2 separate regions of the Homo sapiens genome follow, and region 1 is linked to region 2. Evidence: chromatin loops called from intact Hi-C (ENCODE). Cell type or tissue: PC-9. All regions are shown on one strand.

What was found. A loop is a pair of places that touch in the nucleus more often than their neighbours do. Peaks named below come from ENCODE experiments on the same cell type or tissue, not always from the same donor. Only the 100,000 strongest peaks of a DNase experiment are listed, where the experiment ranks them.
Region 1: it touches region 2 in a loop (11-fold over the local background); 102 of 110 quality-filtered maps call a loop at or near these places.

What each region holds. Positions count from the first base shown.
Region 1 is chr1:110,050,624-110,058,623 of GRCh38, reverse strand. STRIP1 (striatin interacting protein 1) reads right to left here. Exons shown (of 21, transcript NM_033088.4): 19 at 7,564-7,668; 20 at 6,737-6,941; 21 at 3,983-4,959. The coding sequence ends at 4,712. Among named protein-coding and RNA genes, the nearest start is that of ALX3, 16 kb to the left of the region's middle. In PC-9, CTCF peaks have their summits at 4,386 and 4,594 (motif pointing left); a DNase peak (open chromatin) is centred at 4,609; H3K27ac peaks cover 2,250 bases.
Region 2 is chr1:110,102,894-110,110,893 of GRCh38, reverse strand. LINC01397 (long intergenic non-protein coding RNA 1397) reads right to left here. Exons shown (of 4, transcript NR_126382.1): 2 at 1,866-2,049; 3 at 1,481-1,595; 4 at 1,175-1,289. Among named protein-coding and RNA genes, the nearest start is that of UBL4B, 5.5 kb to the left of the region's middle. In PC-9, CTCF peaks have their summits at 4,377 and 4,586 (motif pointing right); a DNase peak (open chromatin) is centred at 4,603; H3K4me3 peaks cover 620 bases; H3K27ac peaks cover 3,299 bases.

The DNA of each region.
Region 1 (8,000 bases), 52 kb after region 2:
AGGAAAGGATCTGTGATAAACCCAAACAAAGAAACCAGAAGTGGGAAGAGACAGGAGAAAAAATAAAGGTGAGCCAGAGGTCAATGAAGCAAGAGTGGGAGAGGCTGGCAGAGGCCAGGAGGGGACCCATGGCGGGGTCGGGGGCTCCTAGGGGAGGGCACAGAGAGGCCAGAGACTGGCTACTGGCTCTCATCCAGGGGCATCTGCCCACAGCTCATATTTTTCTGTCCAGTGACAGCTAAATGAAGAGAAAGCTAACTTTACAACCGCCCACTTCACATATAATGAATATGAATGGGTATCCCGGAGCCTGTTTTGTGGGATTGTCTGTGAGGTGACAGGTCCTCCTACTTACTGGGCCATCCCAGCCAGCCTGTCCCCTGCCTGGGGCATGAGCAGCCCTTCCACCTGCTTCTCATTAGCTGTGTCCCTCCTCCTCCCACACACCCCTAAGACACGGCCCCGTCTCCAGATAACCCTGCCCTCAGCCTCACTCCAGAGCTAACCTCAGACCTCCGCCCAGGCCAGTGGTTCCTCAAGGCCAGGCCTGTGCTCTGGCCACTCCTTCTGGGAAGGGAAAGGGGAAGTGGCCCCTCCTGAAATCCCAGCTCATTTTGCTGAGGCTCCTGTCTCCCCCAGAGAAGATGCCAGAGCCCTAAATCTTGGTCCTGGCAGAAACACGGACACCAGGTCAGGACTGGAGGGCCACAGCCAGGGGGCCCATCAGTCTAGTCTGCCCACCTCAGTCAGCAGCTGGAAATGCTTCTCATGCAAGGCATTCAATCCTCCTTCCCCACCTCTCCCATTTACACTTCAACCTGAATTACAACCCCAAAGTGCAGACCCTCTGCAGCTCCAGATGGGAAGAGTCTAGCATGGCCAGGAACTGGGAAGACCCTAACATTTCCTTTATCCAGCAGAGGAAAGACTTCCCCTGCCCCAGCCTCCTCCACAGGCTCATCCCAGGCATTTCACCTGGAAGGTGGTGAGCATCAAGCGTCAGCTGTCAGAGCCCTTGATTCTGATGCTGGAGCCCCCTTCCTTCCCACTTAGCGACTGCTGGCTCCCCCAGCAATCTCTCCTCCAATACTAAGAGGCTGGGACCAGTGGGACCTGTGGTAAGCCCTTCAGACGTCTGTTACCTATCATGCTATTGCTTTTACTTGCTCTTATGGCTGTGTCTCCATCAACTGCGAGCTCGAGAGAAGTGAGAGAGTGTGGTATCCTAGTAACCTGGATATCCAGGGCATCTACCACAGGGCCTGGCCCCAACAGGCCTTCAAGGTGTGATGGCAGGTTGCTGGACGAGTAGCTGACTCTTCTGAGATGCCTCTGGATTCACAGCAGCCAGCTAGGTCCAGGGGCTTTAAGGAGGCCTAAGACATGGTTCTGGTCCTTGAAAGGGATTTCTGTCTTCTAGGGGACATAGGAAATGGGTACAAATTCATAGAACATTAGAGTTTGAGGGGCCATTGCCAAGACTAAGAACTGCTACCATTTATTGTCATCCCTTGTCAGCCAGACATGTAGGTTCATTTCCACAATCTTACTCAGCCCATGCAATACGGCTATTATTAAACCAATTTTTACAGATGAGTCAACTGAGCCTTGGAAATTGACTAGCTCAAGGTCCCTCAGTGAGTAAATGTCAGAGCCCGAATTGAAAGTCAGGGCTGTCTCACTCCCAAAGGGTGCTCCTCCCTTGTTTTATAGCCAGCAGCCTGAGGCTGACTGTGCCAAGTGCCAAATGAATGTAACAACTATTCTCCTCTGAGAAGTCAGCTCTTTGAGGACAGACGGAAGCCAGCCTCCTGGGAAATGAGCCTAACAGGTATAGAAGGGGCAGCCAACACAAGAGTCCTCTGGGACCCAGAAGAGAAAAAAATTTAGGCTCAGGCTGAAAAGAAAAAAAGACGGCAGCAACAGCCAAGTTACCCTGAGGAGGGCATATTCAGGGAACATCAGAGGCTAGGCTAAGGCTAAGCTTAGGTGGTCCAGTTAGGACCTAAAGCAATGGACATTTACCATGAATCTTTCATGCCGGGGACGATGCTAGAGCAAATGTGAAGTGTTGGCTGTGGTGAATAAATGAGCAAATGAAGGCACTGGTGGTAAGTGCTGGGGTATGACAATGACTAATAGCAAAGGGTGTGAGGGAGTGAAAAAAATGCGTGCGCTGAGACAGAGGCCTGGATTTGAATCCTGGCTCTTGCCTTTATATGACCTTGGGCAAGTTCTTTATCCTTTCTGTGCCACAGTTTTCTCCTGTGCAAAATAGGGATTAAAATGGCATGTATCTTTCAGGATATCACAAGGAATATGTAAGATATTATACATCAAGTGGTTAGAACGCTGGCTGGCACATTGTAAGTACTCAGCATTTGCTGGCTTTGTAGAAAATAAGGCTTTGAGAAGCATCTAATATTGTGCCTGGTACCTACTTGGCAACCCATAAGTGGTAACTCTTACGATTAACAAGGGACAGCTCCCATCCTTAGAGTGATACTGCCTCAGGGTAATCTGTCCCTCGGTGGATTGAAGGAGCAGTGGACCCTGACCCTGCTTAGCAATAAACAACATTTTATGTAACTCAATCAAAGTACAAAGGGTCTTCATGTACTCTGCCCATTTCATGACCCATATGAGATTTAAAAAGCCACAAAAACTGTGTGGCTCCAAAAGACATTTCTGTACAAAGACCTGAGTTCAAATGGCCAACCTGCCACTAATACACTCTGTGGCTGTGAGAAGCCCCTTCCTCTCCCCAGGCTGGCTCCTGGGCCTACAGCTGAAAGGATTTGCCTGCCCAGGCTTTATGGCCCTTGCAGCTTTGATAGTCCTGCATTCTCTTTTGCAGGTCAGAGGAGAGACAGGCCTCGACCACGCAGTTTCAGTGACTCAGGCTTCATGGGAGAGTAAGAATGTGAAAAATCCATCTCTCCCTAATTGAAATCTCAAGATACATATTTCCTGTCAGTCCTGGAAAGAAATAGCAGAAAATCCATCATCCACACATAAATTGTGTCAATTCCCTTGTCCTGTACAAGTTACTTTGGGGCACAGGGCCCATCAGTCACAGATGGGACTTCCCATCTCACAGCTGTGTGACCATCAGGAGTACACTGCTGCCTTCCACCCCTGCTGTCCCTAACCATGCTGGCACATCAAAAGGCCTGTCCTGAGGCTCAGCAGGTCCCAGGCCAGGCAGGCATGAACACAAGACCCAAAGAAGGGGAGATGCTCCCCAGAACATGTTTCCTTTACAAGTCAAGACCCCTTGGAGATTTAACAACCTACAAAACAACTGCCTACAGGTAAAATAAGAGCTTCCAGGAATTCTAAAAAGGAAACACTCCTTTCACCAGCATCAAAACACTAATATCTTCTCAGGCAGATGAAACCAGGGGTCTGGAGGCCAAAGTGGAGGCGCCAGGTGTCCACTGACACCTACTACAAAGATTTTCCTTGCTTTTCTCTCAGCCACAGGGGGCTCCTGGGCCCTCCAACACTTTTTCCCACCGTGAACCTGACTCCTGATGGTCTGCTTCCTAGGCTCTGAGTACTGAAGTTTCCCCTCAGTCCCAACCACCTGCCCCAGGGAGGACCTAGAGCAGCAGACCCCCTTGCTTTGACCTAGCCCCTCCCTCCATAGCACTGACACTGGTTTGGCTGAGGCCAGCTCAGTGATGTGATCCAGAGAAACCTGGGGCTCCTACTGAAATTACAGCAAACCCAGGGGTGCAGGACAATGTGTCAGTAAAGTAACCTAGTGCCCTGGAGTTGGGCTAGAGCAATCCCAGATTACTGTGGGGTTAACTTACACTGGATAAATGCCAACTCTCTCTCCTCTTCCCCCAGGATGGGAAAGGCAGGCAGCTTGACAAGGACAAGCGTTGACCAGCAATGCTAGCAGAAAAAACCACTTTCTAGACCTGGAGGAGATACGTAGAGGCCATATTTCCTGTAGACAAGCCAACGGGAATTATTTTTGCTTCTTTTTAATGTAAACAGAATACACAATCACATTAAAAACCCCAACATGACACAGAATACACACAGAATTATATATAGATATTTACAGGCCCTCGAAAGCCAAAAGGAAAAATGGCCCCTCTGGTTAAGGGAAGCTTCTCTTCCTACCTTGTCCCTGTCCAAAATCAAAGTGCTGAGGCAGCTGAAGGAGCCTCCGCAATTACTTCTGGATATAATGTAGCAGGAGGCTGGAATAACATCAGAAACACCCCACCCCCACCCCAGAGCACAACCAAGATACCGACTTTCTGGCCCTGGCCCTAATCCTAAACTCTCCTCCTTTGCAAGCTGACAAAGCAAGGATTTGTATGTCTCGAGAGGCATCAGCATGACCCCTGAAATTCAGATGCACGGCGGAGGGGTTCCCATCCCATTCCAGCTTTCCCAGCCTTGGGCTGATTGTGAAATGAGCCAAAACCAACCATATCCAAGAGAGGAGGGTGGGGGAAGTAAAGGAAGAATGGATCTCAGGCAGAGATGACTGCTTCGGAGCAGGACCCTGGGAACCAAGGGGAGGTCAAGCTGGGCTCACCCAAGCCCAGGACAGACTGCGGAAGACACAGTGGGGCTGTGCTGCCACCTGGTGGGGGATGGGAGCACTGCAGCAATGAACTAGGACAGTCCCACAGGTACCTTCAGATCATCTTTTCTCTCCATTTCAGTCCCCTAACCAACAGCCTCACTGCAGCAGCTCTTCCCAGGAAATGGGCTTGGAGAAGACCTCCCTTTCTAACCAGAGGTCATAGTTCATCTGAAAGTCCTCAGGGAGGTCCACCCGTTGGCCCAGGACACTCTGCAGGCAGTTGTCCACTGGCAGGAAGTCAGGGTTGCTGTGGGCCCGGTCATAGCGCCGGGCGTTGAAGCGTTCAATGTTGGCACGAAGGGCACACTCCTCTGCCTGGAAGTCCCAAGGCCGGGCATCAAGATCTGAGACAAAGCAGGAAGAAACACCGTTAGGAGCCATGCCCTGTAGCAGCTCCCCATGGATTCACTGGCCAGGAATATTGAGTGTCAACTAAGAGCAGGATACCTCCGAGCTCATCCTCAGAAAGATGCCAGGAATTCCTTCCTAGATCCAAAGGAGAGTCAAGTACAAGCAGAAAAGCCAGAGGTACTGAGAAAGAGGCTTATACTGTAGGGATTATGTAGACCCAGAGAGGGAGAACCATGTGTACAACACATTTCTCTCAAAGTGGCATTCTCCCTGGCTCTCTGGGGTCAGAGGGAGGAACCTGGAGATCTTCTCCTTTGCTCATTCTCTCTCAACTCCCCAACCAGGTACCGTGTGCCACTGTGGGCCTGCACACATTCACAGGGCATTGAGAGTACAGACACAGTCATTCAGCCATGGTGGTATATTCCAGAAACGCAACAACGCAGCAACACGCACACACAGAGCAGCCCAGGTGGGCAGGGGAGACACACTGTGGGCGAAAGAAGAGTGCCTGCAGAGGCCTAGTAGTGGGAACCACACGGCTATGTTCAGGGACTGAGCACTCCCTGTGCCTGGAGCTCTGGGTATGATGGAGGCTGGACTGACAGCCCGTAACAAGGTTGAAAAGGAAGCTGGGTCAGATTACAGAGGAGGAGAATGAAAAAGGACGAGGGAGCCTCACATGCCCTGCCTGAGTCTGAATCTAATTCTAAGGGAAATAGGAAGCTAATGAAGGATTTTACTCAGGGAGGTAACAGCACAGGATCTGCATGTTGAAAAGATTCACTAGGGGGCCGGGCGCAGTGGCTCACGCTTGTAATCCCAACACTCTGGGAGGCCGAGGCTGGTGGATCGCTTGAACCCAGGAGTTCAAGAACCCCCTGAGAAGGCTGGGCACAGTGGATCATGCCTGTAATCCCAGCACTTTGGGAGGCCGAGGTGGGTGCATCTCTTGAGGCCAGGAACTCGAGGCCAGCCTGGCTAACACAGTGAAACCCCATCTCTACAAAAAATACAAAAATTAGCTGGACATGGTGGCGTGCAGCTGTAGTCCCAGCTACTTGGGAGGCTGAGGGGGGAGAATCGCTTAAACCTGGGGGGCAGAGGTTGCAGTGAGCTGAGACTGTGCCACTGCAATCCAGCCTGGGCGACAGAATCTCTGTCTCAAAAGAAAAAAAAGACCACCCTGGGAAACATGGTGAAACCCTGTCTCTATAAAAAAGATACAATTAGGTGGGCACAGTGGCATGTGCCTGTGGTTCCAGCTACTCAGGAGGCTAAGGCAGGAGGATAGTTTGAGCCCAGGAGGCAGATGTTGTGGTGAGCCAGGATCGCACTCTAGCCTGGGCAACAGAGCGAGACCCTATCTTTAAAAAACATCAAAGTAAAAAAGGATCACTAGGGAAATCTGAGACACTGATGGAGGGGAAGAAATTAGAGGCAGGGAAGTCAGTCAAGAGCTGTAAGAGTTTAGGTGGCCAAAATGGGGATGAAAAGAGGGGACACAGTCTTATGACAATTTCTAGAAAAGGAATGACTTGGAGGTACAAGGAGAGATGGGGATGATCGCAGATGCCAAGGCTGGGTAGCTTCTCAAAGTCCTTCCTAGAGTGCCCATCCTGATGCTACAAAAGCAGGAGCTGGGCTCCTTCCTGTTCCTTGGGGGGAAGCTCAGGGCAGAGAAGTACCTGAGTACCACGGGCAGGGAGTGAAAGATGTCACTTTTCCCGACACACTCCCACCCAAATCTGGCTGAGTGCAGAGTCTCACCATTGCCGTATGCCCAGTCGTCGTTCAGCCGATGCCGCACCTTCTGGTAGATGGCAGACATGGTCTTCATGTTGCTCTTTCGCCACTGCCGCCCCAAGTATTTGGTCTGTACCTTGAGCAGCTTCAGCACATAGAGCTGCATCATGGCTTGTTTCACCTTTAGGGCCCGCTTCAAGATGGGGGCTGACTTGAACACCACCAGCATCTGGGAAGGGAAACAAGCAAGCAGCCCAAGTTGAAGACAAAAATAAATGCATACATCCCAGGTCACACTGCTGCTTAACCCTTTGGAAGTTACTGTCAGGGTGACAAACCATCCCAGTTTCCCTTGGACTGAAGAGTTTCCTGATACATAGGACTTTAAATGCTAAAACCAGTAGAGTTCCAGACAAACCAGGATGGTTGGTCACCCTAACTATGTGTCACTTTGGAATCTGAAGAAAGCTATGGATTCCTTCCAGAAACATTCCGGTGTACATGTACACACAGTTATCAGAGGATTCAAGGACCTCCCCACCCCAAAGGCATCCACAGACCCAGAGTTAAGGAAGATTCTCAGAACCCTGATTATGTTACCAATCAAGATTAAGACGACATGGAAAAAGTTCTTCTATAAATGTAGATTTGTTTCAGTGCATGACTGGGCCTCTTCCAGCTTCCAGTTCAATTCATCAAGGAACTGGGAATTGGCCCTTAAAATGCAAGGATACGGCTACAGCAAAGTTAAGTGAGAAGGCACAGTGAGCCCCACCCTGGGGACTCCCTGCTCCCAGCACTCTTCTTTGAGCTCCAAGTTCCAAGCCTGCTGACTACACTGACTCACTTACCATTGTCCTTGAATGCTTCCACTTTGTCAGCTTGTTCAAGATCCGAAGCAGATTGATACAAGAAAAGAGGTTCCTCCAGCAAAATTGGTTACTGTCACCTGCTTCCTGCAGGGTAAACCCAGGAACAATCAGCCCTCATGGCTGCAGTGTGTGCAGCAGTTTCCAAAAGTCCCTCACACATGATCTCAGGACAGCCGGGTCTCCAGGCCTCTACCAGGAATCCCCTGCTCTCAGAGCAGCCCCAGGACTCCATCCCAGAAGCTGGCAGGGGACTAGGGGAAGAGGGAGGCTCCCTAGACTTTTCCTGCAGGAAATATGAACCATGATACTGGGAGCTGTGGCCTTGGGCTGCCCCAGAGCTCCTACTGCCGAGTCCAGTGTTGAGGGAGAGAAGCCCTCTACTAGGTGAGCTCTGGATCAGCAGCCCCTGAAGACCA
Region 2 (8,000 bases):
AAGACCTGAATAACGTCTCGCAGCCAGTGGGCTGATTTTGTCAGGGATCCCCTCAACTCTCACCAGCTCTGTGCTCGACTGTGCCCTTCTTCTCACTCACCTTCTCCCTCCCTCCCACCTAACCTCCTTTCCTTTTCCACCTGCCTGGAAGCTACAGTGGCATGATGCTGTTGTCAACATCCTTGGACTTTCCTGAACTGCCCTTCCACAGCACCCAGCCCTGAACTCCGCCCAAAGGTGGCTGCAAGCTCTGTCCCTGTCTTTGGAAGCTGGCAGCCAAGAGCAGCTGGTGAAGATACCCATGGGGCCGGGCGCGGTGGCTCATGCCTGTAATCCTAGCACTTTGGGAGGCTGAGGCGGGCAGATCGTGAGGTCAGGAGTTCAAGATCAGCCTGACCAACATGGTAAAACCCCGTCTCTACTAAAAATACAAAAATTAGCCGGGCGTGGTGGCGCGCACCTAATATCCCAGCTACTCGGGAGGCTGAGGAAGGAGAATCGCTTGAAACCGGGAGGCAGATGTTGCAGTGAGCCGAGATCACTCCACTGCACTCCAGCCTGGGTGACAGAACGAGACTCTGTCTCAGAAAAAAAAAAAAAGAAGAAGAAGAAAAGAAATATCCATAGATGCCACAGACTCAGCAAGCCCTCACCCCTCACCCCAGCCCCATGTTCACTCTTGCCGGGTGACTCATATTCTAGTCCATAGGGAAACTAGAGCTCACAAGTCAGGAATTCCCTGACCTTCCGTCCCTTCCTCACTTCCTTCCTCCTCTCCTTTCCCCCACTAAATGAGCCCCCTTGTTATTTCCCTTCTTCCCTGAAAATGTCTCCGAAACCCACTCCTCCTCCTCTGCATCCCCACTGCCCACCGGTTCAGGCTGTCAACTCCCTCCAGCCCATAGTTCATCTCCTCCACCAGTCCCACCGCCTTGGGTCCATTCATACCACAGCCAAGGGGATCTTCCCAAAATAAAAGCAAGGTTGTGTACTCCTCTGAGTAACACCATCCAGTTTAGTTTCCTCTGCTTTTGGAATCAAAACTGACCTCCTTGGCCGGGCTCTGCTTGTCACCCAGCCTCGTGCCTCCCCACTTGGCATCCTCCACCGTAGCCACACCAGTCTGCGTTTCCTCTACTTGCTTGTCCTATTTGAACTCTTCCAACTCATCCTTCAAAACTCAGGTTAATGCATGCCTATAGTCCCAGCTACTTTGGAAACCAAGGCAGAAAGATAGCTTGAGCTGAGGAGTCCAAGACCAGCCTGGACAACATAAGAAGATCTTGCCTCTAAAAAAAAAAAAAAAAAAAAAAAAAGAAAGAAAGAAAAAAGAAAAGAAAAAAAAAAGAAAGAAAAAGAAAGAAAAAAATTCAGGTTGAAAATCACCTCCTCCATGAAGGCTTCTTTGCTCTCCCCAGCCCTGGGAAGAGATAATCCCACCTCCCTCCATGCAACCATTGCTCCCCTTGAACTTACTTACGTGAATGCATCTAGCACACCTCATTAGCTCTCAGAGACTGGGACTAGGTCTTCTCTGCCTTTGTGTCCCACGCTTCCAACACAAGCCTGGTACACAGAATGCCTTGAATACCCGCCTGTCAAATGAAGAAGATAAAATTGAGACACATTGAGCCATCCAGGGGCATGCAGGGCAGGTCCAGTGCAGCAGGCTGTGGAAAGACATAAACCCGCCTGCAGCCTCTCTCTCACCCCCACCTCCTGCCCTAGAGAGATGAAAATACAAAATTACATAAAAAATCAATCAGAAAGTGAGGCCAGTCTTTACCAAAGGATCTTCTATAGCATTTCTTTAAATAGCCAGCTCCCCTGGTGCATTTGAAATAAGATAGAATTTGTAAATGTACCTGTACATACAGTGTGGGGGAGACCTGTGGACTCTCTTACTGCAGGGCCTCTCTGCAGAGGGAGCAGGGGGATGGATGAGGTTTCTCCTTGGCCATGTGGGCACTCCCAGCCTCTAGAGGGGAGGACTCAGTGGTGGACAAACCATCAGATGGACAGGATTGGGGCCACACCATGGGAGATGTCCTGAGCAAAGCAGAAAGATGAAAATCAACTGCCTGCCTCCAGCATCTCTTCCTCAGACCCATCCACCCAGCCAGACACTGCCCAGGACACTGGAAGCCACTGAAGAAGACATATTGGGCCTGGGCTTCTAGAAGCACATGAGCACCACAGCTCAGGCTTTGTTTCTCCCAGACCAGCGGCTGCGTGCAGGCAGGGGCCCTTGTGACTGGGGCTTAGAGAGTCATATCTGCTGGGCCACACTTTCTAAACCAGGCTACCTGTTCTAGAGAGTCCTAGTTGGGCCATGAAGATAGAAGCTTCAGAATTAGTGGTGCCCAGAGAAGCCGAGAGAGATGGTCACTACCCAGCTGCTGTGTCTGTGCCCAGGAGACCCCATTGCCTTTCCTAAGGGGGACAGTGGGGGCACTTTGCTGGACCCTCAAATCACATTTGGAGCCTGGAAATTTTATGTTTTCCCATGTAATTGCTTGTGATAATTATGCAATTAGCATTAGAAAATGTAATTGTGTAATCGGAGCATGCAATCAGACAATGATTGCCATAATTAGGGGGGAAGATTATTGGGAATGAGTGGGTCTGGTGACTTGGGGAAAGGAATCAATGTGTGCAGACAGTGCTGGATAGTATTAGGCTATCTTGAAAACAACTGCAAATGCAATTTGTGTCACTGGGAAACAAGCACAATGTCCGGCAGGGAAGATGGATGGGCGTGGGAGGGTGCTTCGGAACAGGTCTGTGAACATCTGGGTTCCTCAGAAGCCCTTTGCAATCTCCTGAGCAGACGGACTGGACATTGAATGCTGAGGGTGTGAACTCCTCAGGATAAAAGCCAAGTGTCCAGCTGCCGGCCTGGGGCCTGCCTTGAGCAATCCTGTTCCTTGAGCCCCATTTTCCTCCTCTGTCTAACGGGAGTGTGGTCACTGCCCAGCCTCCCTTGCAGGGTTGCTGTGAGGGCCAAAATAGGTAGGCCATACCCCCAGGACCTCACACAGCATCCAACCCATGAAGACACCCAGACGTATAGATTTAATTGATAAATGTAAACGGCAGCTCTTACTGTCACCCCTCGACAGTGAATGAAGATCCCACTGTGCCTAGAACTGTGCCCAAAGTGTGAATCCCCACAGGCCGGGGTGGGCCCCACTGCTTGCACAGGTCGGCAAGCAGAGGCCTTTGCTGACTGCTGAGAGGGGCCCCAGGAGGTGGGAAGTTCACAACCACTCCCAGGGGCCACAGGAAAGGCTCATATAGAAGATAAACTATAGCCTCTGCCCACCTCACTCCCTGGAAAATGATGAAGTTATTGCACTTTAATGATGTCAGGCTGGCCTTCCAAGGAAGGTGCCTGGGATGGAGCAGAACCTGGGGAGACAGAGAAGGAGAGCAAAAGCAAGACAGAGAAACGGAGAAGGAATGGAGAATAAGAAAGCCGAGTGTAGGAAGTGCTTGGAAAGGGGTGAACAGTGGAAGGGACACAACGGAAAGGGGATGGGATAAAAAGTGCAGGCAGGGGAGCAGCACCAGGGAAGAAGGTAGAAAAGGAAAGAACTGGGGTGGGCGCGGGGTGGGAGAAGCAGGAGCATGAAGGGACAGTTCATGCAAACCAAGTGCAGTCAGTAGCGCTACAGGCCTCCCTTCTAAGAACACAGTCCTCCCCGCTCTCCTTACAGTCTGCAAATGGTTCACGGGGAAACTTTGGTAGAGAAAGTGGAATCTGGGAAGCTGAGAGCACAAAGCTGTGGTCCCCAGCATAACCTGCTGCCTCCAGCCCATATAGCCGCATCACTCAACAGTGTGTCTCGAGCGCCCATGATGTGCCTGCACCTGCAATGGTGAGGTGAAGACTGGCAGGTCACCAGACACAGCCCTGTGGCAAGGGCTGCCCCAGGCCCACCACTATGCTGCTGGAGACCCCACTCAGCCTGTGCCACCTCCTGTTGCTGTCATCAGGGACCTCTTACCCCTTTGAGGAAGAGGGCTGCTTTGTGCCCTGTCAGGCCTAGCATAGGACAGGACCGGCAGCTCTTTAGGTGGCCCCTGACCCAGGCTGCCCTCCATAGTGCCTGGCACATAGTAGGTGCTCAGTAGGTATGGCCCACTCCCTGCCTGTCATCCACTGGCTGGCATTGGCTGTCTCAGCAGCTGCACCAAAATGGGTTTGGGGCTTCTCCCATGAGGGCCCTAAAGCCTCCTCCCTTCCCGGGTCTCAGGGAGCCGAGGCCCAGGTGAACCTGAGCCTGGGGCCTGCAGGGCCAAGGAGCTGGAGCAGGAGGAAGGCAGCAGATCTCATGGGGCCACAGGAGCCCAGGGGACATCACTTACAGTCCCAGCCCTCTCTGGCTGACAGTGGGTAGTCCAATATCTGAAAGGCCTCAGTCCTCACACCAGACAACCTAAGTCCTGCCCTGTGCTGGTGTCCCAGAGCCCTGGAGAAGTCAGACACTGGCTGGGAGCAGATCAGAAACCTGGCTCCAGAGACCACATGGAACTCACAACTGCTGGAAAACCTCACCGGGCTGTAGCCTGCTGTGACCACTAGATGTCACTGGTGACCTCACCAGCCAGTCCAGCAGCTGACACCAACCAAGCCAGCCTGGGGCCTGGGCACAAGGTCTCACGTGGAGACCAGCCCCCTCCTCCTGCAGATCACCAGCCATACTCCTGCCCTCCTCTTCGGGGTCGTGGTCTGAGCACAGACATCGCCTGGCCCTGAAGCAGGAACAGGATAGTAAACTTTACTATGGAGGCAAAGAAGTTCTAACTCCAGCAGGAGGTGGGCCCTGATCACAGGCTTCACCTGGGAGGGAGCTTGGGTGGGTGTGAAGGAGGAACAGGAGTTGCCCTGATGAAGAAGGATGCCCTGACTGAGGGCCCAGCACACGCAAGTCCATGTGGAAGTGTGGGACTCGGTGAGCTGGAGTGCAGCAAAGGAGTGAGAGGCGAGGCAGTCAGGAAACAGGCAGGGCCGTCACCTTCACAGAAGAGCTCTTTCCTGGAGCCAAGACTTCTGCATCCCTGCAGGGCACAAGCACAGGAGTCCCCAAGGAGCAGCCCACAGCTATCACTCACTCTGTCTTACACACACATGCACACGCACACGCAAACGCACGTACACACATGCCCTGCTAACCTAAGCTGGGATCAGCAGGGGGCTTTCTTTCCCACACTGTCTCTGAGCTCCACTGGGGCTCTCGGAACACCAGGACCCCAGCCAGTGTTATGGTGCCAAGAGTGAGTTTCTCCCTCCCTCATGGCCTTCTCTGGTGTGCCCTGGAGGAGACACTGCCCATGGTGTGGCTGGTGGCCCATCATCTCTGTTAAGGGTGCTTTAATCATGATCAACACAGGGGCATCTCCTGTGCCCGTCTGCACTCTGGGCTGTGTGATTTCAGCTGGCAAAAAGTAGTCTGCTTCAACCTGTAGCTGTGGGACTGCCATGCATTTAAACATACCAAACAGGCTGGGCGTGGTGGCTCACACCTCTAATCCCAGCACTTTGGGAGGCCAAGAGGCAGATGGCTTGAACCCAGGAGTTTAAGACCAGCCTGGGCAACAAGGCGAAACCCCATCTGTATAAAAATACCAAAATTAGCAGAGCATGGTAGTGTGTGTCTATAGTCCCAGCTACTGAGGAGGCTGAGGCAGGAGGATCGCTACAATTTTATCATCCTGCCTCAGGATGATAAAAGTGCTGGGATTATAGGCATGAGCCACTGGCCTCCATGTGGTTCTTGAGTACTTTTTTCCCTTTTGTTTCCTCTTAAAGTGCTTCCTGAAAAATCTACAATTTTATCTTGGTTGCAAGAATAAGGAAAAAAAAAAGATTTCTTCCCATCTAGGCCAGATTAGATGGAGAAGCAGAGGGCCTCCTGGGCCAGGCAGAATGGTAGCTATATTCTGGACATTCTACAAAGGTCCAGCTGAGGGCCTAGACTTGGCAGGCACCCCCCCTGGGAATGGCTTTGATAAATGTTCCCCTTCCTACAGGGGTGACTGCTTCCTTGAAGATCTGTGTCATCAACCAGAGCGACAGGAACCCTCCACCACGTGGCAAAGATCAAACACGATGCATTAAAAGCCAGGACCAAGAAGGGGCCCACAAAGCCCTGCCCTGAACACCTCCTGCTCTTGCTGGTCTTGCAAGTCTACAGCCAGGTGTGGGTGGAGAAGCCAGTGGCCAATCTAAAGATGCTGCCACATGGATCGTGCAGGACCAGAGAGAGTCCTTGTTGCTCCTGGCGAGATACAAAGGCTGGTCTTTCACCAGGGCAGCTTGTGCTAGCCTTTCAGCCTGACTCTTGGCCTAAGGGTGCTAAGGCGAGTCCTTGGGTGAGATTCCTGCTAACAAGACCCCTTCTGTCAGTTGAGGAAAGCAGGCTCCTGCCAGAGAAGATGACATGGAACAAGCTGCATGACATCTGCCCCAGAGGAAGCCAAGACCAAAATGAAGGAACAAGGGAAAAAGAGTGAGAAAGCTGGGAACAGAGTAAAGCTGGGCTTGGGGGAACTGAGCTACCTGTAAGACAGATCTCTGTTAGGGGAAGAGAGACTAAACTACAGCTGAACAGAACAAGGGGCTAGTAAACTTGGATTTGACTTAGGCTTGATTAACCCCAAGGAAGTCCAGTTGGCAGGTGGGATGTTGGGTTAGGGTTACAGTTAGGGTTGGCCTATTATTTTGTTTGACTTCCTGCTCCTCTAGCTGGTAGCACTAGCCACATGCAGCCACTCATCAGAACAAGCTGGAGCCAAAAGCAAGAGGGAGAATATTTAAATCCAGCCAACAGCTGATTGGATGGTCCCATGAGCAGCATGGACTGTATGGAAAAACGGGTCCGATCAGGGGCTGCCTCAAGCTCCATAGCAGACCATCAGAACTACTTCAGTGGAGTCATTCCTGGTATCAAAACCCAAGTGACTACCTGTTGGACCAGCAGCCTCATATCCTAGCTGATGGCCATCCCAGGGGTCACCAATATGAGCTTCTGCCCTGAAGTGCCTCTTCCACTGCAAGAATATCACACTGGACTGACTACCTTTTGTACATTAAGTTTATTACCTAATAAATGCTCCTAGGACCCACAGACAAGTCACCCCATTACTTTCATTAACAGGGACCTGATTAAGAGTTAAGTGTCTTGGAAGGGACAGGACTCATGGTAAGGTGGGAAGTATAGAGCATCTGGCACCAGAATTGGGGGTGGTAGGGGCTGGCAAGAATGTTACGTGGGGTCTTTGCCCTGGAGAGAACTAGAGAAAGACAAGAGAGCCAGCTGTCAGCCCTGCCTCTCCTTTGGCCTCTCCAAAATACTGCCTCCCTTTGTCTCCCACCCAGCAGAAGCGTGGACCCCAGATTCAATAACTGCTGGCCTGAAGCTATCTCTGGCATTTGCAATTGGCCTGAACACAAGGTACTCAAAGGAGGCCTGAGAGGCAGTGGGCATGGGTCAGGTGATGGGTGGGTCTGGCTGAATTGAGGCTGAGGGCCAGTCCCACAGCCCAAGCTCTTGGCACCAGGTTCCTGGCAGGATGGCAGCTGCCCATCAACGCCAGACTCTGTTGGGAGTGGTGCATCTGCAGTGATGTCCCAGAGGCCAGGAAACAAGGTGGGAGAGTCATGTGGGGTGGCCCTGGCCTCCCTCCCTGCCTGCTGGTAGCCCAGTTGGGAAGGAAGAAGAGCCCTCCAACCAGGATGGGGCTGCAGGGAAACAGAAATTAGCACTCTGCCTCTGGGTCCTGACTAAGCTTATGTGCCAGGCATTGAGTCTTCAGAACTGGGACCCTCCAGCCCCTTGGCTGGGCAAAGGCAGTTGTCACGGCCAGACCGGATTCTTTACCAGACAGGAACCAACGGCCCTAGAATGGGATCTGGTAGGAATCACATAGGTTAACAGATAGGGTCTTCTGTCCAAGCTGCTTCAGGGTCTCAGAGTGGTCAAGGCAGGAATCTC